Regions from separate parts of the Mus musculus genome. Here all the other regions are linked to region 1. The links are chromatin loops, found by intact Hi-C in ENCODE. Cell type or tissue: heart. All regions are shown on one strand.

Region 1 (8,000 bases):
GGATCACAGATGTGTGCTACCACACTATTAAAACTAGAGAAGCAATGCTCCCTCATCAGGGAAGCCAACAGAGACTCCATCCAGGCTGGGCCAGGCCTGGATTCATGGCTGATGATTCCTGGATCATTTCTGGATGGGCCCATTGCTCACCCTGGCAAATAAAATCTCTGCCTCCTAACGGTTACTCCCAGGTATCCTAGGGCCAGGGCCACTGGTCAGGGGAAAGCACCCCAGAGCAGTGGGGCATTGTCTGGATCTGCCTGCTGTGTTCCTTTCGCTCAGAAAGAGGAAGAAGAAAGCCATGGGGATGGTGATCAGCTAGCTGGACCAAGTCCTTTGTCCTGGTCTCTGAGGCTAAGATGTATCTTATATGTGGGTTCTGGGGAGGGATCCTCCTCGTGAGGTGAATAGCCAGCTGCCTCTGTACCTGGGGGCCCTGGGTGAATTTAGGTGGTCCATCAGTGTCCACACTGTCTACCTACAGGTCCACCTGGCAGTTAGGTCACGTAGGGCAGGACCCCTGGAGTACTCTCAGTGAAGGCCATAGAACTTCCTTCTCTGTCCCCATTGGCCACCATGACTTGGTTACTTCCCAAAGTGAAAGCATAGGTCTGAGAGTGTGGGCGCCCAGACCGGAAGAGACTCTCAAAACAGGTGTTCTGTATAATTCCAGTCCCCAGCCTGCGGTCTCAGCTGCCTTTCCCAGCAGCAGGAGCGCCCACAATCAGCCCAGGCCGGTCACATGCACTGCGGCATGCTTTGATGCTAGTCTTCTTTCCCACAATCCTTCCATGTCCCTGAGGAACCGGGTAAAGAGCAAGTGCTTCCCAATGAGACCCTGAGGGTCTGAGAGCCCAGCCTATGCTTGAAGCCAGCTCAGTACCTGGTAGTGCTAGCCTACCCTGCAGCATCTGGCTAGCCTCAATAGCACTTGGCCTGATCCCACCCTCTAGGAGGCGTGACAAGCCAGGACATCCTGGCTGGCATTCCTGTAATGCTCACCCTCCCTGGCCTGCTAAATATACATCAAGGAGGAATCTGGGAAGGAGCTACCACAGACAGGATTAAGTCTTCTACTGGCCAACGGCCATGGGGGCAGCTGGGCTGACTGGAAGGATCCCAGGGTTATTCGCAGAGAGGTCTCAAAAACAGCTGGGGAGATGGGGGTCCAGGCTCCTCACACCAGGGAAGGGAAATGGGGCCTTGGGGGTTGCAGAGTAGGCCAGGCCTGTAGGATGGAGACAAGATACACCTCATTGCCTCTCCTGCACCCAATGAAGGAAACTGAGTCAAAAAAACAGGTGGGGGCTCTACTAATCAACTATCCTAAACCAGTTATGCTAGACCCTTTGGTTTTATTTGGCTAATACTTCTACATCATAGTCTATCACTGAGGGAAGCTGAGGTGGGAACCTGAAACCTGGAGACAGGAACTAAAGCAGAGATCACCTAGGGCCTCTGCTCACTGACTTTTTCTCCATGGCTTGTTCAGCCTGCTTTCTTAAACAGCCCAGGACCATCTGCCTAGGGATGGACTGTCCAGAGTGGGTAAGCTCTCCCACACCAGCCATTCATCAAGAACATGACCCCACAGACTTGCCTACAGGTCAGTCAGATAGAGGCATTCTCTCAGTTGAGGTTTCCTCTTTCCAGATGACCCTAGCTTATGTCAAACTGACCCCCCCCACCCAAAAAAAAAGTTGATTTTTTTTCTGGCTCATATATATTTATCTATATATTTATTGTTATGTGAGACAGTGTGTCTTGTATCTCAGGCCAACTTTGAACTTGCTATGTAGCTGAGGCTAGCCTGGACTCCTCTTTTTCCTGTACCTTCCAAATGCTGGGATTATAGGCACAGGCTCATGTGCCACCATACCTGTCTCGTCATTTTTTTTCTTTTTTTTTTTTTTCGAGACAAGGTTTCTCTGTATAGCCTTGGCTGTCCTGGAACTCACTTTGTAGACCAGGCTGGCCTTCAACTCAGAAATCCACCTGCCTCTGCCTCCCAAGGGCTGGGATTAAAGGTGTGTGCCACCACTCCTGGCTCTGTCTCGTCATTTTTAATTCAGTGCTGGGCAGGCACTCTACTGACTTGGCTAAATCTTGAGTTTGGTCTGTCTGTCCATCTGTCCATCTGTCTGTCTTATCTATCTATCTATTGTCTGAGCCAAGGCCTTTGTGTATTGTTCAAACTGGCTTCAAACTCATTCCATAGCCCATGCAGTTCTCAAACTCTGTCTCAGACCACCCCCCCACCCCCCCCACCCCCCACCCCCGTCACCATCTCCAGCCTTCTAGGCTCTTTGAATAGAATCTGGGGACTCCGGGGAGAGGTCTCAGTCAGAGGGGATGGATATGCCATCACCAGGTCCCCAGTGGACTACCTTTCCTTCTGCTTCAGTCTGCCTACAAGCTTGCCCACACAAGGAACTACATGAATTCATTCAGTAGCCTATCGTCAGAAGGGGTAAAAGACTCCCTGCTTTGGGTCAAGAAGAAGGGCCCTCTCCAGGCGGTGGTGGCACACGTCTTTAATTCCAGCACTTGGGAGGCAGAGGCAGGCAGATTTCTGAGTTTGAGGCCAGCCTGGTCTACAAAGTGAGTTCCAGGACAGCCAGGGCTACACAGAAAACCTTGTCTCAAAAAAAAAAAAAAAAAAAAAAAAAAAAAAAAGGAGGAGGAGGAGGAGGCAGAGACTCTGGGGCCTCTCAGGGATAATAGTGGTGGGGTTGGGATGCAGAGAGCCTGTTCTTTTCTACCTCTGTTCCTGACACATTGCGTGCCACTCCCTTGGAGAGCAGGATGCCCAAGTGCTGCCCAGGACAGAAACCATTCTCATGGGGTGGGGTAAGTGTCCTCATGGAGATGGGTTGGGGTAGAGCAAGTGAGACCCCAGAGACCCAGACAGGACCAAATGAGCCCAGATGGACTGAACTCCCTGTAGTGGAAAGGGAAACTACCATTGCTGAGGTCAGCAAGAGGACCTGGACCCTGCTGGTCAGATGAAAGGGATCTTCAAACAGCTGTGCTCAGGAAACCACTGTGTGTGTGTGTGTGTGTGTGTGCACGAGCACGTACGTGAGTGTGAAAAGGGTGGTGGAGGGGTGTGACTTCAGGATGGATGCAGAGACAGGGGGACAGCTGACTTTTCCCACCCTCTAACTCCCCTCTGGCTGTGGGCCCTGAGCCAGTCACTTGGATTTCCTTATAAAAGCCAGTTGAAAGCCTCTGACTCTTGTGCCTGCTGGGTCAGCCAGACAGTCCTGCAGCGCCCCCTGCTGGATAATCCAACAGGGGTGTCGGGTACTGAGACTGTAAAGAATACATGCTCTGGCCTAATAGGTGATTAGAATCCGGAGATACCCCCATACCAAAGACTATCCTATGGTCGATTCAGCACAGCAGCTGGGACAGCTAAGGGTCTCAGTTCAGAAGTTAGGACTGGGAATATAATCCAGCAGTGGAGTGATTGCCTAGCATGCACGAGGCTCCAAATCTCAGCTTCAGTGGGAGTTGTGTGTGTGTGCATGCTCATGGGTAAACGTGTTCACCAACACTAATTTGGAGTATGCTGGGTGGTTCAAAAAGGTCAGTCAACTAGCTACACAGTGAGTTTGGGGCCAGCCTGGGCTACATGAGACCCTTTCTCAAGAGCAAAACAAAAAGGTGAGTCTGTCAGCACCCTGACCCTGCACTTCAGAGCTGAGGGACAATTCACTTCTGTTGTTCGAGCCGCAGCCTGTCCAATGTTGTGATGTTAAGTCTTAGAAAATGAACGAGATGGGTCCAGAAAACCGTTCTTCAGCCAACTTCCAATCAAACCAGTAAAACCATATAAAGACTTGAGAAGAGCCAGCCAGCGGTGGCTCACACTTTTAGTCCCAGCACTGGGGAGGCAGAGATAGGCAGATCCCTGAGTTCCAGGCTAGCCTGGTCTACAAAGTAAATTACAGGACTGCCAGGGCTACACAGAGAAACTCTGTCTCAAAGCATCCTACCCCCTCAAGAAAAGAATTGGGAAGAAATGGGAGACCCTTAACAAGTAACCATCCCCCAAAGCTAATGTATCTAAATGATAGTATGGCGGACTGCCACGTGGTCCCTAGGAAGCCAGGACCATAAGAAAAGACTTGATGATTCCAAAGTGGGTTTTTCATAAGTCAGGATATTTCAGGAGGGTTAGGAGTGGGAGAGAAGGGGAAGGACAAAATGACGGGGAGGGGACCCCCCACCCCCAGTCCCTGCCACCAAGAAAACCACTTGAGACTTTATCAATAAGAAAAGATAGCTGGAGCTGGGCATGGTGGCACATGCCTTTAATCCCAGCACTTGGGAGGCAGAGGCCGGTGGATTTCTGGATTTCTGAATTCGAGGCCAGCCTGGTCTACAGAGTGAGTTCCAGGACAGAGTCAAGGCTATACAGAGAAACCCTGTCTCAAAAAACAAAACACAAAACCAAAAGAAATAAAAGATAGCTGGGTGGTTGGTGGCACATCCCCTTAGTCCCAACACTCAGGAGGCAGAGGCAGGTGGATCTCCGAGTTTGAGGCCAGCCTGGTCTACAGAGTGAATTCCTGGATAGCCCGGGTCACACAGAGAAAGCCTGGTTTGAAAAACCAAGAGGGAAAAAGGCTTAAAAGAAGGTGTGGAGGTTCACACGGTGATCTCAGCAGCTCTGATAGGAAAATCTCTCTATTCTCCTGCCAGGTCTAGGTCATCCTGAGCTATGTGGTGGATTCTGGGTTCTTTACCCCTCCCCCCAGTCCTTAGTCAAAATCGCACAAAGAGACAAGAACAGATCTTTTGGGGTGGGGTGGAATTGAATTTTTTTTCTATATAACTCAGGCTGGTCTCAAACTCATGATCCTCCTGCCTCAGCCTCTCACAAACTAGGATTACAGGTGTGTGTCAACTCGCCCAGCTAAGAGCAGATACATGACAGCCCTTGTCATTTACATGTCAGTGATGCACCTCACAAAATGATCTCATTTTTAGATTTCCTTTTTTTTTTTTTTTTGAGACAGGGTCTCACGTAGCTCGGGATGGCCTCACGATGACCCTGAACCCCCCACGCGCTTGCCTCCACCTCTGTAGTATTGAAATTACAGATGCATCACGCCCACCTACAAAAATGTTAGAAGTTGTGACCCAATGCATTTTCTCCTGATTTTGAAAACTCTTTTTAAAAACTTGTTTTGTATCTGTGTGTGTCGTGCAGTCATGTGTGTGCAGTCCTGAATACATGTGTGTATCCATGTGTGCGCGTATGTGCACTGTGTGTTTTCCCACAGCCAGTCTCCACCTTATATAGAGAGTCTCTCTCTCTCTCTCTCTCTCTCTCTCTCTCTCTCTCTCTCTCTCTCTGTCGCTCCCTCTCTTTAGCTCCCTCTCTGTGTTTTGAGACAGAGCTTCTTTGTGACTCCCTGGCCATCCTGGAACTCACAGAGACAGGCCTGCCTCTTCCTGCCCCCTCCTGAGTGCTGGGATTAAAGGCTTGCTCCACCTCCATCCCCGGAGAGGCAGGGTCTCTTGAATTTAGAACTCAGCAGTTTGGCTAGTCTAGCGAGCCACCTTGCCCTGAGGATTTCCTGTTCCCATTTCCGGTGAGTTCAAATTACTCTCCCTTCAGGCCATCCAAACTCCATTCCTTACACTTATGTGCTGAACACTTTCCTCACTGAGATATCTCCTCAGCCTCATGGTTTTTTGTTTGTTTGTTTGTTTTACTTATTTTTAGACAGGGTCTGGATAGGCTACTCAGTCTGTCTTCCTTTCCTGGACTCATGGACTCCTTCTAAGAAGCCGAGACCACCCGTGTGCTCCATGGTGCCTAGTGTCTTACATGTTTTATTAGGGAAACATGACACTAGGTCCCAAGTGTGTTAAGCCCAGGACTCTGCACATCAGAATACCTGGCTGTCTTTGGCTTGCAAGAGTTTGCTGGCTTGAGTCTTAGCATTGCTCTGGGTCAGCTGTGGCCTATGGGCATGGCAGTTAACTGTCCTATGCTACCTATTCTACAGTATATTAAGTGGTCACGGTACTTCAATGTACAGGCTGTTTGAAAACATATTGTTACCCAGCCTGTGAGGACGAATGGGGTCATCTTTGAGACACCGATTTCTGGTGTCTGTGCCGATCTCGACCAGCCTCAACAGCGCCTCTCCAACCATCCGGGGGAAGTTTCTGGTTTTGCCAGTGCTTGGGGTGGGGGTGGGGATTAGGTGAGAATATTGCCTTCTCTGGTTTCTCTGGGGATGGGAACACCTGACATTTGGAAGAAGCGCTTGTAGCTAAGTCCAGCCCCCTGGTTTGGTTCTCACTGTTGATAAGACAGCTGCTTGCCCCTGATTCCATGCACTCTCTTGTAGTGTCTCAAGGGTTTCCCACCAGGAAGTAAGAAACTCAGTACTGGGCTGGAGAGATAGCTCAGCAGTTAAGAGCACTGACTACTCTTCCAGAAGTCCTGAGTTCAAATCTCCACAACCACATGGTGGCTTACAACCATCTGTAATGCAATCTGGCGCCCTCTTCTGGAACACTGGTATACATGCATCTCATATACATAAAATAAATAAATCTTTAAAAACATACAAACAAACAAAAACAACAACAAAACTCAGTGTATCCTCAAAATCAAGGATAATTTCTGCTTTCCTCCCAGAGACTCCATGTGGGGTGTGGATGGACTGGTCTGAGCTGAGACAGACACCATCCATCCCTTATGGGGGCTCCCTCTTCCCTGTTTGCCTGGCCTTGCACCCCCTCAACCAGAAAAAGAGGCCCAAGTACCCACCCTGTTTGCTGTCAGACTTGGGGCCAGGAACTGAGGTGCATACTGGCACTGGCTGGGTTTGTGTGTCAACTTGACACAGGCTGGAGTTATCACAGAGAAAGGAGCCTCCCTTGAGGAAATGTCTCCATGAGATCCAGCTGTAAAGCATTTTCTCAATTAGTGATAGAGGGTGGGAGGGCCCATTGTGGGTGGTGCCATCCCTGGGCTGGTAGTCCTAGGTTCTAGAAGAGAGCAAGCTGAGCAAGCCAGAGGAAGCAAGCCAGTAATGAGCATCCCTCCATGGCCTCTGCCTCAGCTCCTGCTTCCTGACCTGCTTGAGTTCCTGTCCTGACTTCCTTTGGTGATGAACAGTAGTGTGGAAGTGTAAGCTGAATAAACCCTTTCCTCCCCAGCTTGCTTCTTGGTCATGATGTTTGTGCAGGAATAGAAACCCTGACTAAGACAATACGTTACATATCAAAGCAGTCCTAGCTTCCAGGTTCTCCCAGCATCCCTTACTCTCTGCCTGGCATACCCTACCCCCATCCCTGAAATTTTCCAGTTCTAGGGCTGGGCTGCCCTTCCCCAAGGGGTTCCTCCCTATATAATCCAGACATTTTGGTCTCTCTCACCCCCTTTTCTTCTCTCTGAGATGTGCCCTTTCTCTCTCCCCTATTCCTACCCGATGGTGACTTCCCTGGCCTCAGTCCTTGGGGCCAGTGAATTCGCCCACCTTAGAGTAGCTTCCCAATAAACCTGCCTTTAATATAATGTTATCTGGCTTGAACTGGCTCACTTCACCAGTGGAGAAATAACCTAACACACCCTGCCCTGCACACATCTGTGTATGTGCAGTGGAGACGCTGTTGCTCAGCGCTCACGGTGGCAGTACCTGGCCACCTTGTGCAGGAATTGGGTCAGCTCCCAGAGTCCCAGCTTTTTCCTTCATCTCAGACCTGGTGGCTTAGACCACACATGTAGCTACCGTCATGGGGTACGGTCAGAAGCATGCCACCCCATCCCCAAAGGCCTAGAGAGCAGCAGCCAACGCACACACCAGCACACCAAAGCCACATCAAAACTAGAAATCAACTTTCACTTTGAGCAATCCTGCCACTTCGAGTTTGTGACACACTTGGGGACATTTTGCTTTTTCAGAGCTTAATGGAATTGGGAACGGTGGCCGCGGGTGAAGGATGGCAGCAGTTATCCTTTCTGGATT
Region 2 (8,000 bases), 66 kb before region 1:
CTCCTCCAGAGACCACCAGGCCATATGCAGTTAGGGAAGAATTAAACCCAAATGGCTGGAAATGAAGGCCAATGAACCTAAACCTACACACACACACACACACACACACACACATATTTCTATGAGGAAATATCAGCCATTAATAGCTCAATGTTTTTAAATCTTATTTTATTCACTTATTTTATTTTTATTTTTAAGACAGTGTCTCATATGTAGCCCTGGCCAGCCTGAAACTCACCATGTAGATTGGGTTTGCCCTAAACTCAGAGAAATCTACCTGGCTCTGCCATCCAAGTTCTGGGAGTAAAAGTATTCTCCAGCACATCGGGCTAACAGCCTCCTCTTGAGAGTCTCTTACAATAGGCCCAGCTGCTGTGAAGACTGCTGCTGCTATATGCAGAAGATCACATGGTTCAGCACCACCCCAGATATGGACCTAAAGATTCAGGGAGGAGGAAGAGAATGAACAGGAACTGGGCCTAAACATAATGAGGCTGGGGTAGATCAGATGGCTAAACCCAGAAACCGACAAGTAACACCATGAGCATTACCTGGGAAGATTTATCTGTTCCCATGTGATTCCCAAGGGAGCCAGGGTCCAGTGACTACAATTCAGGACATCGCCACTGGCTGTAGAGTCTGTAGAGTCCACAGCTCGAAAGAGAAAAAACAAAAAGACAAGAACAAAAAAAGAAAAGAGATTTCTGCCAGATGTGGGACAGCAGGTCTTTAATCCTACCCAGGGGGAGGCAGAGGCAGAGGCAGAGGCAGAGGCAGAGGCAGAGGCAGAGGCAGAGGCAGAGGCAGAGGCAGAGGCAGAGGAAGGTGGATCTCATGAGTTTGAGGGCAGCCTGATCTATCTATTGAGAGCTGCAATGTGTGAGACCCTGTCTCAAAAAGGGGGTGGGGAACAGAGAGAGGGGAGGGGAAGAGGAAGGGGAAATGAGAGGGGAAGAGAAGGGGAGAGGAGGGGAGGGGAAGGGGAGAAGAAGGGGAAGGGAAGGAAAGGGGCTTTTCTTGGGCCCTAGGTGAGACCCCAGAAAGCCACAAGCAGTCCTTGTCGCCATCTGCTGGTCAACTCTGAGAAAGCAGAAACTTTTGTATAGGAACTGCAGTTGTATCCAGGGGTACAGCATTGATGACCCCAGCATCCTCCACTCCCACCTCCTGCCTGACCCCAGGAGCATCAAACACTGGAAAGAGGACCTGAGACCTCCTAAGGGGCAGTTAAGAAAGACTATGTGAGAAGAGTCTTCCAGCCCAGCCAGAAGGGAGCTGGAACACTGAGGTCTCTCTGAATGACACTGAGAGACACTTGGAGTCTCTCAGGTCCCTGCCTAGCAACCAGTGAAACCAAGGCTATTTGGGTCCCCAACAGGACCAGTATCTCTGTGACCCACCTAATGCTAGCTAGCTAGCTTCAGCCTTCTGGGGCAAGCAAAGCATTGGGCTGTCTTGCCTGCTGGACTGCTTTGGAAGAAGGGAGGGGCTGGGCTGCAGGTGCAGCACAGAGGGACACCTGCTCAACTGCCTGGAGGCCTGAGAAGGCAAATGAAGGAAGTGGACCACACTGCCCTGCCCCCTGGGCAAGACTTGATTTGGCCTTTCCCTATAAACTGGGTTCTGGGTCCAATACCTAACATCCTAAGGCTCCCAGCTTACAGGAATACTCACTCCTTAAGAATGTGTTTGGGGGACTGGAGAAATGGCTCAGCAGTTAGGAGCAGTAGCTACTCTTCCAAAGTACCTGGGTTCAATTCCCAACACCTACATGGCAGCTCACAACTGTCTGTAACTCTGTCTAGGGGATCCAACACCCCCCGCACAGATATATGTACACACAGGCAAAACACTAGTGCACATAAAATAAATCTAAAAAAGAGAGTGGGGGAGAATATGTGTTTGACTGCAGGGTAAGGGGGGGGGGGGCAAGGAGTCAACTTTAAATGCTGCTAAGGTTCCCCACTTTCAGAATGGAGAAGTGGCCCAGCTGGGCAGGGCTCTGTTGGGCAAAGCAGAACTCTACTTCCCAGTCTCACTGACCACACTGGCAAAAACCCAAATCCAGATTCACTTTCGAATCCTTTGGGGAGCTCTTAAAAAGTATCTGTGCCCAGGACTGGAGAGATGGCTCAGAGTTAAGTTGTTCTTACAGAGGTCCTGAATTCAATCCCCAGCAACCACATGGTGGCTCACAACTATCTGTAACGGGATCTGATTCCCTCTTCTGATGTGTGTGACACAGAGCATTCATGTACATAAGATAAATATATAATTTTTTTTTTAAATCTGTACCCAACCAGGTACAGGGTGGTAATTCCAGCAGCACTCAGAAGGCTGAGACAGGAGAGTCATGAGTTCAAGACCAGCTGGGGCTGCCTAGTACAAGTTCTAGGCCAACATGGGCTCCAAGAAATAAAACAAAACAACAAAAATAAGCGTCTAGCATTTTCCCAGGCATATGGTGCACACATATAATCCTAGCATATGGAAGTTAAAGCTAGGAAGATCAAGAGTTCAAGGCTATCCTCTGCTACATAGCAAGTGTGCAACCAGCCTGGGCTACATGAGACCCTGTCTCAGAAACAACCATAAGGGTATTTTTACCTTGGATTCCTTTGCATTCTTGGAAATTATTTTTTCCTTTTTTCTGAACAAGTGTTTATACTGGTGTGTGTGTGTGTGTGTGTGTGTGTGTGTGTGTGTGTGTGTGTGAGAGAGAGAGAGAGAGAGAGAGAGAGAGAGAGAGAGGAGGAGGAGGAGGAGGAGGAGGAGGAGGAGGAGGAGGAGGAGGAGGAGGAGGAGAGATGAGGAAAGTAAGCCACTTACACTTGGGCCAATCCCTACACAAATCACCTTAAGAACTGCTCCTGGAGGCTCTGACCTAATGGTTGTTCATGCCTAGGGACGGGGCCTGTGGCGTGGGGGCGGGGTGGGCGGGGCCTGTGGAGAGTAAGGGGGGTTTCAAATGGGACTCCTCGAACTCAGTTGTTAGTTCTAAGGCAGGGATCCCTCTCACTACCAGATCACCAAAATTCTCTCCACAGAAGGCAGGGGTCCCTAGAGGGAGGGTTTCACATGACAAAAATGTCTGAGCTTGTGGAACCTGGTGTACCAGCTACACCTTAGAACTACCGACAGGGCCAAGAGGCTAGTTCTAAAAATGGATAAACCAAAAAATAAATGAAAAGGGATAGAAGGCTTAGCCTAGGCTTTTGGGGTTTGTTTGACATGGTCTCACTATGTATTCCTGCCTAGTCTGCAATTTAATTTGTAGACCAGGCTGGTCTCACACTCACATAATTGCACCTGACTTTGCCTCCTGAGCGCTGGGATTAAAGATCTGCACCACCACACCCAGCATAGCCTAGGATTTTTAATCCCACCTGGTTTTGAATAAGCTGTGTGACCTTGGCTGAGTCTCTAACCTTGCTGAACCTTAGCTTTTCCTTCTACAGTAATGAGGCTCTGTCTATAGTAACCATAGTCCAGAAGGGTTTCTGGTTATTGCTATCTCTATTGCCTTTTTTATTTATAATTATTTAGTACGTGTGGTATGTACAGGTATGTATGGTCATGTGCATGTGTATGCAGGTGCATGTGCGTGTGCATGTGTGTGTGTGTGTGTGTCTTAGTGGGCTTTGCCATCTGTAATCTCAGGATTTTCCACCTGTCCACTTTGTTCGCTAAAATCACAATTCTGAGACTTGTTAAATATTTACAAATACCTAGACCAAAGCTGTACATGCTCTCTAACTAGCTCCTAACTGAATAACCCACTTATCCCATTCTATGTAAAGCACATGCCCAGTTAGTTACCTCTGCTCAGGTTCCACGCGTCTGTCCTCCTTAGGGTTGCCCGGGGCAAATCCTCCCACAAGCTTCTATTCCAGAACCCTTTCTTCCGACCGGAACTTCCACCTCCTATTTCCTGCCTCAGCTATAGGCCAATCGGCTCTTTATTGACAGGTGATCGCTTTTTCACATTGCATAAGATATCATCTCTCTGTATTTGTTTGCTTGCTTGCTTGCTTGCTTGCTTGCTTGCTTGCTTGTTTGAGACAGGGTTTCTCTGTGTAGCCTTGGCTGTCCTGGAACTCGCTCTGTAGGCTAGGTTGGCCTCGAACTCACAGAGTTCTACCTGCTTTTGCCTCGTGAATGCTGAGCTCCAAGGTTTGTGCCACCACGGATGGGCTACCATACCTATGTTTTTATGTGGGTTCTGGGGATGAAGCTTGGATTTTTCACGCTTGTTTGGTGAGCACTTTAGCAGCTGGGTCATCTCCTAACCCCCTCCATGGCCTTCAGTGCATAGCCCCTCCCCCCATGTTTACAGAGGTATGTGCAGTTGATCACAGTGAATGCCTCACCTTACCTGTTCAAAGTGGGCGGAGCCTCCTCCTTCCCCTCACTCTCTTGACCATCTGACCCCACACTTGGACACCAAGCCAAACAGCATTGCCAGGACACATCCCTGCAGGTCCACTGATCTAGCCTGAATCTGTGTGCCTCCACCAGGTGGCACTTGATACCCAACCTTGCTTATTTGTTTAACAAATGTTTCATGACTTCCCCTGTTATGCCAGGCTCTGGGCCCAAAGATGGGATCAGGATGGTGGAGATAAAAATACAGCAACTTCTCTTTTCCAGGAGTCCGCGGTGCAGTAGGAAACAAGTAAACAAAGACAAGGGGGAGGAAATATTGCCTTAAAAGGTGAAAATTGCTGCTAAAATCAGAGCCCAGATCCCAGTCACCCAGTGAGTCACCAACTATGGCTTTCCATCTATGTGACACAGGAGAGTGGCAGGCAAGTGACCCAGAGGTGCTAGACCCCAGCCCTGCACCTTTGCCCTATTTGATCTCTGTCCCTTGAGGAACTCTAGAGGAGAATAAACAGGATCTCTTGAAGATTGCAGAGGAGGGGCTGGGGCTGTAGCTTAGCTGTAGACTGCTTGCCTGGGGTGCACAGCACACTAGCTCCCATCCTGGACACTACATACACTGGGAATGTCAGTACACACTGCTAATCCCAGCACTCGGGAGATGGAAGCCAAAAGATCAGACGTTTCCAGGTCATCCTTGCATCCATGGCTACACATAATGAGTTCCAGGCCAGCCTGGGATGCTTAAGACCCTGTCTCATTAATTAATTAATTAATTAAAAAAACTCAGGGTGTTCCTACATGGGATGTGTCTGAAAGAGGCAGCATACAGCCTTAGGTTGTCTGGCCCTTTTTTACAAATGAACCCTGCACCCTACTCTCAAAGATGAGCCCTTTGTAAAGGCTTCCTGTAACTTTGTTATTGAGGTTTTTTTTTTTAAGGTGTGTGTGTGAGTGTGTGTGTGTGTGTGTGTGTGTGTGTGTGTGTGTGTGTGTGTGTGCATGCGTGTGTATACCAGAACCTTCAAAGACTAGGTGATCCGGCATCAGATCACATGGAGCCGGAGTTACAGGTGGTCTCGAGACCTGCTGTGGGACCTGAGAACCAGACACCTCCAAGAGCAATCTTAACTGTTGAGTCAGCCTTCCTCAGCCCGCCTCCTCTTCTCTGAGACAGTGGCCCATCCCACCGTGTCCTCTGCAGGAGCTGCAAGTGAGCTATTCATTTCCCCAGCCCCAAGCACCCAAGCTGCCCTTCCCCCTGACCTGAGCTCAGTTCCCCGCACCCACAGTAGGTGGTTTACAACCACCTGTAACTCCAGTTCCAGGGAGTCCAAAATAATAAAACCTCTTTTTAAAACTGGTGATTTAGAGCTGGGGTGGGGGGTTGTGCCCTTGCCTCACAGGTTCAAGACCTTGCCTTCTACACCCCCTCCAAGCCCACCCCACCCCCGGCACTGCAGTAAATTAGGAAATCAAATTCATGGTTTATTTTCCACAGTGAAAATAGAGAAAGAAAGGGGTGGAAAGAAAGACCGGGTAGAAAAAACAGCAAGGCAGTAAAAGTCTCTGCCTCCTCTGCCTGGCAACACACACACACACACACACACACACACACACGAACCTGAACTTTATTTCCCCAACTTTCTTATCAGAGTCCCTCTATGCAAATAAGGGCATCTGGATATGGGGGGTGTTGGTATAAGCGGGCTACTAAAACCATCTGCTTTGAGTCTGTGATTGGTTTCTCCTGAAAAGTTCTTTGCATGTGGGGTAGAGTTCCGGACCTATAGCATCCTGCCCCCGTGTCCCCATCCCTGCTCGCCGAGCATTCCCTCTAGGCATCTGGTGCAGGGGCTGGTTAGGGAATCTGCCCGGGCTACGGGGGTGTGTGTGTGTGTGTGTGTGTGTGTGTGTGTGTGTGTGTGTGTTGGGTCCATTTATCCCTCTGAGAGTCACAAGACAGAGGGCTGTGCTCAGTCAAGTGTAGCCTGCCCCCTGCTGTGACCTGCAGCTGGGCACCTGCTACCCAGACTCTCCCTTGACCTTGGGCCCTGACTGTGGGTCTCTGGTGGCCCAGATCCCCTGCTGTTTGTGTACAGCAAACAGACTGGTCTGGCTGGCATTCTCGTCCCAAGACAGCTCAGCTCACCAGGCAGTAAGTAGTGAGCTGGCCGTCACTTGTTGCCTGTGCTCCTCCCCAGAGAAGCAGCCCAGAAAGCAAACAAAATCTGGGACTATGTGGATTCCCAGGGTCCGGGTAAGGTTGGCTGAGGCCCCTGTAATTCCCTAGGGAACCAACCCATGGGTTGGATAATGAATTCTAACCAACATTTGTCACATCCCCAGGCATTTTTGATTGTCACAACCTGGGACCTGGAGATCCTGGTATCTAGCCGATAGAGGGTCCCACTTAGCATCTACCACACACTGTTCCCAACAAAAGAATATCTTCTTTCCCTAATGTCAGTAGTGACTGTCCCCTGAAGCCCGACCAAGACAGTGGAGGGGCTCCCTCCCCAGGCTGGCTGGTCCAGGCATCTGCCCTCTTTGCAGATAGGGTCTTGCTTCTTGAGCTAGACTGGGTCAGACATGATCCTGGTCTGGTGGAGTGGATAGGGTGAGACTTCTGCACCAGATCCCTATAGGTGAGGCTAGCAGAGCAGGGTTGGGGCACCGTGGGCTGCCCCCAATAACCCCAACACTCCTACCCATCCCCCTACCCATCCTCACCCAGACCTGGGTAGGCTCAGAGACAGCTAGGGGCAGTTGGTGATGGCTGGCTGGCACTCAGGGGGATCCAACTGCAGGGTGTCCGGGTGGGGCTTAGGTGAGAATAGAAATCAGGCCCTACAAGGAGAGTGACAGCCGAGCTCCAGATATTCAGGGCCCCCTCCCCTCAACCCAAAACATACACTCCAGGAGCCTAGGAGAGAGTGGGGTGTTTGTGGTGGGAAAGGGAGGCACAAGATCTCCTGCGCCCAGAACCCTGGAGTCCTGGCAGGGTTGGGACCTCTGGATTGGGACTCTGTGAAACCTTCCCAGGTCCCCACCCCTTGCACCCTCAAAGTGCCCTGGGAGGGTGATGTGAACTTCTGTCTCTTTATGGACACTTCAGGGAGCGTCTCCTCCTCCCCCTGGCTTGGGGGAACCTGCAGGCAGACAGCTGGCTAGGATGAGCCTCCTAACCCCCTCAGCTCCTCTGTGGAAGGCAAAACCCTGAAGCGACCTTTCATCTGGCTAGTTCTACTGCAGACCTCGGGCAGAGACTGCTGTATCTTCCCAACTCCAACCCAGATGGAGCAGGACAGTCAGGCCACACCATGAGGATGCTCTGTGGCCCAGAGTTACTACCATTCTGAAATGGTCATTTGAAGCCTCCACAACTTCTTCAGAGCTCCAGTCTCTCCTTGTAAAGAGGAGGAACAACAGTCACTCCTCTTGATACACCTATGGGTACTTGGGGGACAGTTGTCTGGTCCCAGCCCTCCAGCCTGGCTATTTGGATTTCCTGTGCAAGTAGGCCACCCACCAATATGTTTCCCCCTACACATCAGAGAACTGCCAAGATATGCCAACATATACCTCCAAGCCCCAACCCAGCTATTGCACCCACC
Region 3 (8,000 bases), 100 kb before region 1:
AGTGTTTTGTCTATATATATATATGCATGCCTCATGCATGCCTGGTGTTATAGAAGCAAAATGTGGGTACCCTAGCCCTTGGAACTGGAACTACAGATGGTTCTGAGCTGCCATGTATGTGCTGGGAACTGAACCCAGGTCCTCTGCAAGAGCAGGTAGCACTCTTAATCGCTGAGTCATCTCTCCAGCCCCCCAGTTATATTTTAACTGTTTCTCATCTGTTCATGTTCCTACTTTGCTCCTAGGTAGATGATTTTGAATCTACCACATTAAGCTCCCCTCCTTGAAGAGCCTCCTGGTTCGGGCATTTGGCTCAGGGCAGCCACCACTTCCTCTATGTTCTCACTGTTGACTATGCAGGACTTGAAGCCAGTCTAGTTGGGGCCTTTGTGGGTGGGCTGATGCAAGTTCCTTCCTGTTCTCTGGCCGTCGCCATCTTTACCTTCGTGCTAACACTGACTCCTCCTAGTTCCCAGGAAGCACACAGCACACCGTCATCACACTCAGCCCCAGTGGCTTCCAAGGAAGAGATGAACCGTCTCTTCTAAAACATTCCATGAGGCACTCTTTCCACATCTCCCTTGAACTGTTGTGGCCTGGTTCAGACTCATAGGGTCACCTTTAAACAAACCAATGATAAGATGAGTGTGAGCACCTCGCAACCAGGTGCAGAATCCTCTGCCAGTTCACTGTGGGTGTGGCAGTTGGGCAGGAGGCTTCTGAGCAAGCTTTGCTGGAACTCTGCTCTGCTCTTGGACCTTTCACATATTGCCCCTTAGTGTGTGTGGGCACAGCAGCCCCTCACTCTCTCATCCTGTCTCAACAGGGACCCATCATGAGAGCCCAGGGTTCACACTAAAGCATCCCTCTCCTGCATAAAACTGATATTTTGCAGATGGCATTTTTTGTGTGTGAGTGTGAGTTTTCTGTGGGATGCAGTCTTGGAAATTTGACCTTTCAGCTCAGCCTCTCAGCTCAGTCTCCAGGACAAGGTAATGTTTCTCTCTTCAACAAAAGGTTCTATGAGGGAACTGATTCTTCATAGAGGAAGCCTAGATGATCACTGCTTTCCAGATGCGTGTGACAAATCCAGTAGCTATATTCCTGCCAATGTATTAATAATCCATCAATAAATAACTAAATAACTAACAAAAGAAGGAAGGAAAAAAGGAAGGAAGGGAGGAAGGAAGGAAGGAAGGAGGGAGGGAGGGAGGAATATTGTATTATTTGGCTGCCAATTTATCCCTTAAAACTATTCATCAGGGAACAGGCATTTCTCCAGTGTTAACTCGGGTCCCCTCTCTGACTCTGGGGAGGATACATCTTAATCTCAGGGTATCCTCAGGTGGCATCAGCCAAAGGAAGATAGAGTGCTGCTGGCATAGGGTTAGAAGGAAGTGACAGAAATCCCACCAGTCACAGCTTAAAGTCCCTGTCAAAAGGTCCCTGTGTACAGCTGTGGCACCCAGTGTGACCCCTTGACAAAGCTGTTTGGCTGGACCTCCACCTTGGATATTACTCTTTTTAACTTTATGTCTTTATTTTGTGTATATGGATATTTTGCCTGCATGTATGTATGTGTACCATGTATGTGCCTGGGGTCCACGTAGGTCAGAATAGGGTATCAGACCCCTGAACCTGGAGTTACAGATAGCCGTGAACCACCATGTGAGTTCTGGGAATTAACCCAGGTCCTCCGAAAGAGCAGCCAGTGCTCTTAACCACTGAGCCATCTCTCCAGCCCTTTGGACATTAATCTTATCCATCAGTCACTGGGCCACTTACCTGGGTTATCAGAGATGCAGCAAGATGCCACATGTCATAGATTCAATTATGTAGGAGAGAGGACACTCTGATGTGTCTTTCTAGGACTCATTTAGTGATGTGCCTGTGTCGAGAGCCATTGTCTGCTTCCTACAATAACTAGTGCTGGAAATTTCCCAACATATAGACTTGCCAGGATAACAGAAAGTCAACACTGCCCTTCTTCCGACTCTGACACACAGAGACACCACAGGACACCTAAGAGCAGTGAATACCGTTTCATAGTTGACCCCACAGAGCAACTATGGGGAGAGAGGGTCCCACACAAAGTGTTCCCCACCCACCTAAAAAATATACGAAACCTTCGCCTTGAAGACCTTATGGAAGGACACTTTCCTGACCATAAAGAGGGGGCAGGCTAACCAGAGACAGTAGGAAGCTGTGACTGGAATCCAGGAGAATAGCATGCTTGGTGGAACATACACAGACAGCCATGTGCATTCTTCCTATCATGAAACCAAGATGTATTTCTATCCACTGCTTCTGCTTCTAGGACATCCTCCTGTCTATACCTCCCACCTCACAGTAGCAGTGTTAACATTACAGGCTTGCACCACTGCGTCCAGCTTTTTAACATGGCTTCTGGGGGTTAAACTCAAAACAGAGGCAAGCACTTTTACCCCTGAGTCAACTCGCACCCTCCAGGCTTTTTATAGTTCATTTCTACAGAAGCACGTGAGCACTCTTCTTTGTGGCAGCCACCACCAGAAGTTCGTTGTTGGGGACAAGCAGTGGGAGGAAGAAGGAGAAGCCCGGGAGCAGAAAACTTGTTTATGTCCTCACTTCCCCATCCCCAGGGCTATGGCACCAGCCGGGGTCTTGCAGATAGTTGATAAACACAAGCTAAATACAGGAAGGAGGGATGGGGAAAGATGGGCATGATAGAGAATGGGAGAAAAGGCACGTTAACTAAGATGTTTGTTTATTGTTTGTTTGTTTGTTTGTTCATTGAGATAGGGCTTCACTCTTTAGTCCTGGCTGGCCTCAAACTTGCAGCAATCCTCCTGTCTCAACTTCCAAAGTGTTAGGAGGGCAGATTCACAGGGGTGAGTCTTTGCTAATTATAGCTAACTATAATTAAGTCAGCAGCATAGAGAGAAAGTTTCAAAGATGTAAGAATGGTGTTCTAGGTCTCTCAGAGTGCGGCGTGGCTCAGCTTTTCTTTAATTATTTCCAGGCACTGAAGCTTATTTCTTTTACTTTATTTTATGTGTCTGACTGTTTGCCTGCGTGAATGTCTGTCGCCACACTGTGCAGCACCCACAGAGGGCAGAAGAGGGTGTCAGCTCCCCTGGGACTGGAGTTACAGGCGGTTGTGAGTCTCCATGTGGATGCTCTTAGTAACTGGCTGTGTCTCTAGCCTCTTCTCCATTTTTTTTCTACAATGATTATTCCTCAATCGTTCCCAACATTAAAAATACATTCCCAGCGCCTTCAAAATTATTTACAAACAAAAATCCAAGCAGGTTCACGCCTCCCCAGTTGTTCTCAGCACTCCCCACTTTCTGACTTCTGAGGGTCATGCACACTCCTCCTCCGTGGACATACAAACATCACATCTTTTCTTCGGTCACTGGTCTCTTCTATTTATGAGACTCTGTTCACCATTTGAGAGTTACTTTCAGGAAGCCACCATGGTGCCTGCTCACCTCTACCTCAGCAGGAGGCCTGTCCCCCCTGCTCACTGGCTCCTCAGCTCAACGTGTAGCCAAGAATAAGTTTGAACTCCTGATCCCAAGTCCTGAGATTACAAGCATGTGCCACCACACCCAGCACCTGGCTGGCTTTATCCTTGCAGTTGAAGGTATTTCTTCATACAGTGTTGACATCTGAGCATAGCTGATCTCCAGGTCCCTTTGAGACTCTGTCTCCATTTAAAACTAAGACCTATGTATTGGTGGGAAGAAGGAAGAGATGGATGGAAGGAAAGAGGAAGGGAAGTCATTTATATAAATAGGATGTTTGGGGGGGTCAATGATCCTTCTTGGTGCCCCCACTAAACTGTGTCCATGGATTCTGCCATTCCCATTCCTCACTTTTCTGCCCAGGCAGTCGAGAACTCTGGGTTTGACAGTTTCTTGGGTTTCAGAAGTACATTGTGGGCTCTGCTGAGCTGCGTGGTCCATATTTGTAGGGTCTAATCCAAAGGAAGCTTGGGCAGGCAGCAAGGAAACTGCACGTGAGTGAGTCCAGGTCTGGAAGAGAGTCTGGGTGACAACAAGGACCAATGGCTGGGACACTGGGCATTGCGTGTGACAAGGACCAATGTGGGGCCTCTGGGCATTGTGTTCCAGGCCTAATACTTAGATAGCCTTAAATAATAGAGTTCTTCCTTAGTCCGTAGGAAGCCCTAGCTTCTATCCCCAGCACCAGTTAAAACTGGGTATGATGGCACACACCTGTAATCCCAGCACTTGAAAGGTGGAGGCAGGAGGATGAGGAGTTCAAAGCCATCCTTTGCTACCTGGAAAGTTTGAGGCCAGCCTGGGGTACATGAGATATTAAAATAAAATAAGATAAAATAAAATAAAATATCTGTGCATCTTCTTGCCTCACTGTCTATCACTCTGTCCCCCATTTTTCTATACCCACCACAGGGACAGTGACTGACCTTCCCTTGGGCAGGCTGCAATCAATGGAAAACGTCAAGAATCAGGATGAGATAACAGAGCACAGCACAGGAAACGCGCGATCAGGAAGTTTCGGGTTCTCTTTCCACATCAAGGGGAGGGCAGGGGAGTGGAGTGCCAGGCAAGGGTTGTTGTCCTTCCTCTTAATTCAAGCTCTTCCCCTTCACAGTCGCAAGACACAGAAAATGCAAAATTCTCTGTCCCGGCTGGACAGCTAGAGCAAGACATGTGCGATTCTAGCAGTGGCCACAGGGTGGAGACATTGGCTGTCCAATCCCTCAGTTATGCTCCAAGGTGGAATCAGCTCCCAAAACCACTGGGGCAGCCCGGTGTCTTAGTTAGGGTTTTACTGCTGTGAACAGACCATGACCAAGGCAAGTCTTATAAGGACAACATTTAATTGGGGCTGGCTTACAGGTTCAGAGGTTCAGTCCATTATCATCAAGGCATGACCACGGCAGCATCCAGGCAGGCATGGTGCAGGAGGAGCTGAGAGTTCTCCATCTTCATCTGAAGGCTGCTAGCAGAAGGCTGGCTTCCGGGCAGCTAGGAGGAGGGTCTTAAAGCTCATGCCCACAGTGACACACCTGCTCCAACAAGGCCACACCTTCTAATAGTGCCACTGCAGGGGCTGAGCATATATAAACCATCACACTCAGTGAGTGCAAAGTCAGCCAAAAAGGCAGTGTGTTCCTCAGACCATTTCCTTCTCCCTTCCTTCCTTCCTTCCTTCCTTCCTTCCTTCCTTCCTTCCTTCCTCCCTCCCTCCCTCCCTCCCTCCCTCCCTCCCTCCCTCCCTCCCCTTGGACAGGTCTGTTAATATACTCTAGTCTGACCTTGAACTTGCCATCCTGCCTTGAGGTTATGGTTTAAAACTTTAGGTCTTTGCAATAATTTTGGACAGATGGATTAGGACTAACTTAACATACATTCCATCAGATTCTGTCGGTGAGCATAATTAATTAATATTAATTAATTTTTTTAAGGAGAGGGGGCTTTGCAACTGCTCTTCCTGTAGTCTTACCCACCACTGAGCCTGTTTCAGGGAGTCCTGAATTTAGCTAAGAATTTAAAGGGGTGGGCGTGTAGCTCAGTGGTAGAACACTTACCCAGCATAGTCATGCAGTGGATTATTATGGTATGGTGCTGCCATTCTTACATGAGAATGTAGAATGATCTCTGAGGTAGTTGTGGCCTGAAACACTGAGGGGTGGGAAAGGGGGGCTCAGAATGGGAAGCCCAGCATCCACGTGGCCGAGGGAGCAGGAACATGAGGACCACATCTACGTGAATATGTGCAAAATGGCCGGGTAGAGTCACAAGCCACAGAACCACATCTAGTCAACGACAGACCACATATGTGATGTTGGATCTCAAAGAATGTCATGAGATGACAATTATTCCCTCGTGACGCCGGAGCTGCCTAACATTGTCGCTGAAACCATTACTTGCGGGTGTATAGTGTGGTATAAATAAACACACCTACAGCTTTGCCAGGAATATAAAACTATAGTGTGGGGGGTGGGGGTGTTGGAGACAGGCCTCTGTTGTGAGAGTGTTTGCCTAGCATGCTCCAAGTCCTGTCCACAAACTCATTTCTCAGAGCCTGTCCTCACTGTTGAGTGACATAGCATTGAATCTTTCCATATTTTGAAGGTCCTCTCTCAAACTCACTTTAAAACTGTTTTTATTGTTTAGTTTGTTTTCAGAGACACAGACTCACTCTGTAGCCTACACCTCACTATGTAGCCCAGGATAACCTCAGACCCTCTGAGGTTCTTCTGTCTGGGATCACAGGTGTGAGCCACCACAGAGGGACTCAGGGATGAATTTAATTGACACTGTGATGGCATTGAAAGGAGGACATCTACAAGCTGACAGCCGAACCTTCAATTCACAGGCCTTGAGGACACTCGACTTCTCTCTGAGGGCTTGTCTTCTCATGGCTGAGCCAAGTCCTCCCTGGGGCCCACCTTGTTCAGGGGCTGCCTATGACACCACTGCCCATGGGACTCCATCTCTAGCTGGGCCCATTGACCAGCAGCCGTTCTACTCAAGCTCAGAGCTCGTAGTTGCAGTCGCTGGTCATAGTGTCTTTTATTTCTTTATTTTTCACTTGTTCACTTTACATCCAGCTCATTGCCTCCTCTCCGTCACCCCCTCCCACAATCCTTCTACCCATCACCATCTCCTTCTCCTCTGAGTGGGTGGGGCCCCCAGGTATCTCCCCACCCTGGCATCCTCTCCCACTGAAACCAGACAAGGCAGCCCAGCTAGAAGAACATATCTCACATACAGGCAAAAGCTTTTGGGTTAGGGCCCCCCTGCCCCGGCTCCAGTTGTTTGGGGCCTACATGAAGACCAAAGTGCATATATGCTACATATGTGTGGGGAGGCCTAGGCCCAGCCTGTGTATGTTCTTTGGTTGGTGTTTCAGTCTCTGAGAGCCCCAAGAGTCTATACTCGTGGGTAGGTAGGATTAACCTAAGCCCATCTTACCAGAAGCAATCTACAAATTCAGTACAATCCCCAACACAATTCCAACACAATTTTATAAGCCTTTAAAGAGAAATTTTCAACTTCATATGGAAAAAAAACCCAAGATAACAAAAACAATTCTCAACAATAAAGGAACTTCTGAGGTAATCACCATCCCTGATTTCAAGCTGTACTATAGAGCAATAATGATTAAAAAAAACCTGCATGGAAGCCGGGCATGGTGGCGCACGCCTTTAATCCCAGCACTTGGGAGGCAGAGGCAGGTGGATTTCTGAGTTCGAGGCCAGCCTGGTCTACAAAGTGAGTTCCAGGGCTGTACAGAGAAACCCTGTCTCGAAAAAACAACAACAACAAAAAAAAACAAAAACAAAACTTTGGGCTGGTGAGATGGCTCAGTGGGTAAGAGCACCCGATTGCTCTTCTGAAGGTCCAGAGTTCAAATCCCAGCAACCACATGGTGGCTCACAACCATCCTTAGCGAGATCTGACTCCCTCTTCTGGTGTGTCTGAAGACAGCTACAGTGTACTTACATAGAATAAATAAATAAATAAATCTAAAAAAAAAAAAAAAAAAAACCTGCATGGAATTGATACAGAGACAGACACACTGATCAATGGAATTGAATCTAGGAACCAGAAATAAACCTACACACCTATAGACACTTGATTATTGATAAAGACGCCAAAACCATTCAATAGGTTATAGTGTCTTAAAGCAACACAGACCTTACATCTCTGGATCAAAATTCTTTTTTTTTTTTTCCATTTTTTATTAGGTATTTAACTCATTTACATTTCCAATGCTATACCAAAAGTCCCCCATATCCACCCACCCCCACTCCCCTGCCCACCCACTCCCCCTTTTTGGCCCTGGTATTCCCCTGTACTGGGGCATATAAAGTTTGCAAGTCCAATGGGCCTCTCTTTCCAGTGATGGCCGACTAGGCCATCTTTTGATATATATTGGATCAAAATTCTTAAATCAAGATGTTGATAGGCTGTTCCTCCTTCTGCCTCTAGGGGGCGTCCCCTCACCTACCTTTTCTC

What was found. Peaks named below come from ENCODE experiments on the same cell type or tissue, not always from the same donor. Only the 100,000 strongest peaks of a DNase experiment are listed, where the experiment ranks them.
Region 2: it touches region 1 in a loop (11-fold over the local background); 22 of 42 quality-filtered maps call a loop at or near these places.
Region 3: a loop joins it to region 1, with 7 times the contacts of the local background. A loop is called at or near these places in 38 of 42 quality-filtered maps.

Annotation. Positions count from the first base shown.
Region 1 is chr11:114,808,091-114,816,090 of GRCm38, reverse strand. No RefSeq gene overlaps it. Among named protein-coding and RNA genes, the nearest start is that of Gpr142, 8.6 kb to the right of the region's middle. In heart, CTCF peaks have their summits at 3,283 (motif pointing left) and 6,543 (motif pointing left); a DNase peak (open chromatin) is centred at 3,260; H3K27ac peaks cover 3,304 bases.
Region 2 is chr11:114,873,888-114,881,887 of GRCm38, reverse strand. No RefSeq gene overlaps it. Among named protein-coding and RNA genes, the nearest start is that of Cd300a, 12 kb to the left of the region's middle. In heart, CTCF peaks have their summits at 1,084 (motif pointing left) and 4,502 (motif pointing right); DNase peaks (open chromatin) are centred at 1,167, 2,007, 4,487 and 6,480; H3K27ac peaks cover 2,089 bases.
Region 3 is chr11:114,909,707-114,917,706 of GRCm38, reverse strand. No RefSeq gene overlaps it. Among named protein-coding and RNA genes, the nearest start is that of Cd300lb, 21 kb to the left of the region's middle. In heart, CTCF peaks have their summits at 4,686 (motif pointing right) and 7,968 (motif pointing right); DNase peaks (open chromatin) are centred at 396, 2,526 and 4,626; H3K4me3 peaks cover 335 bases; H3K27ac peaks cover 536 bases.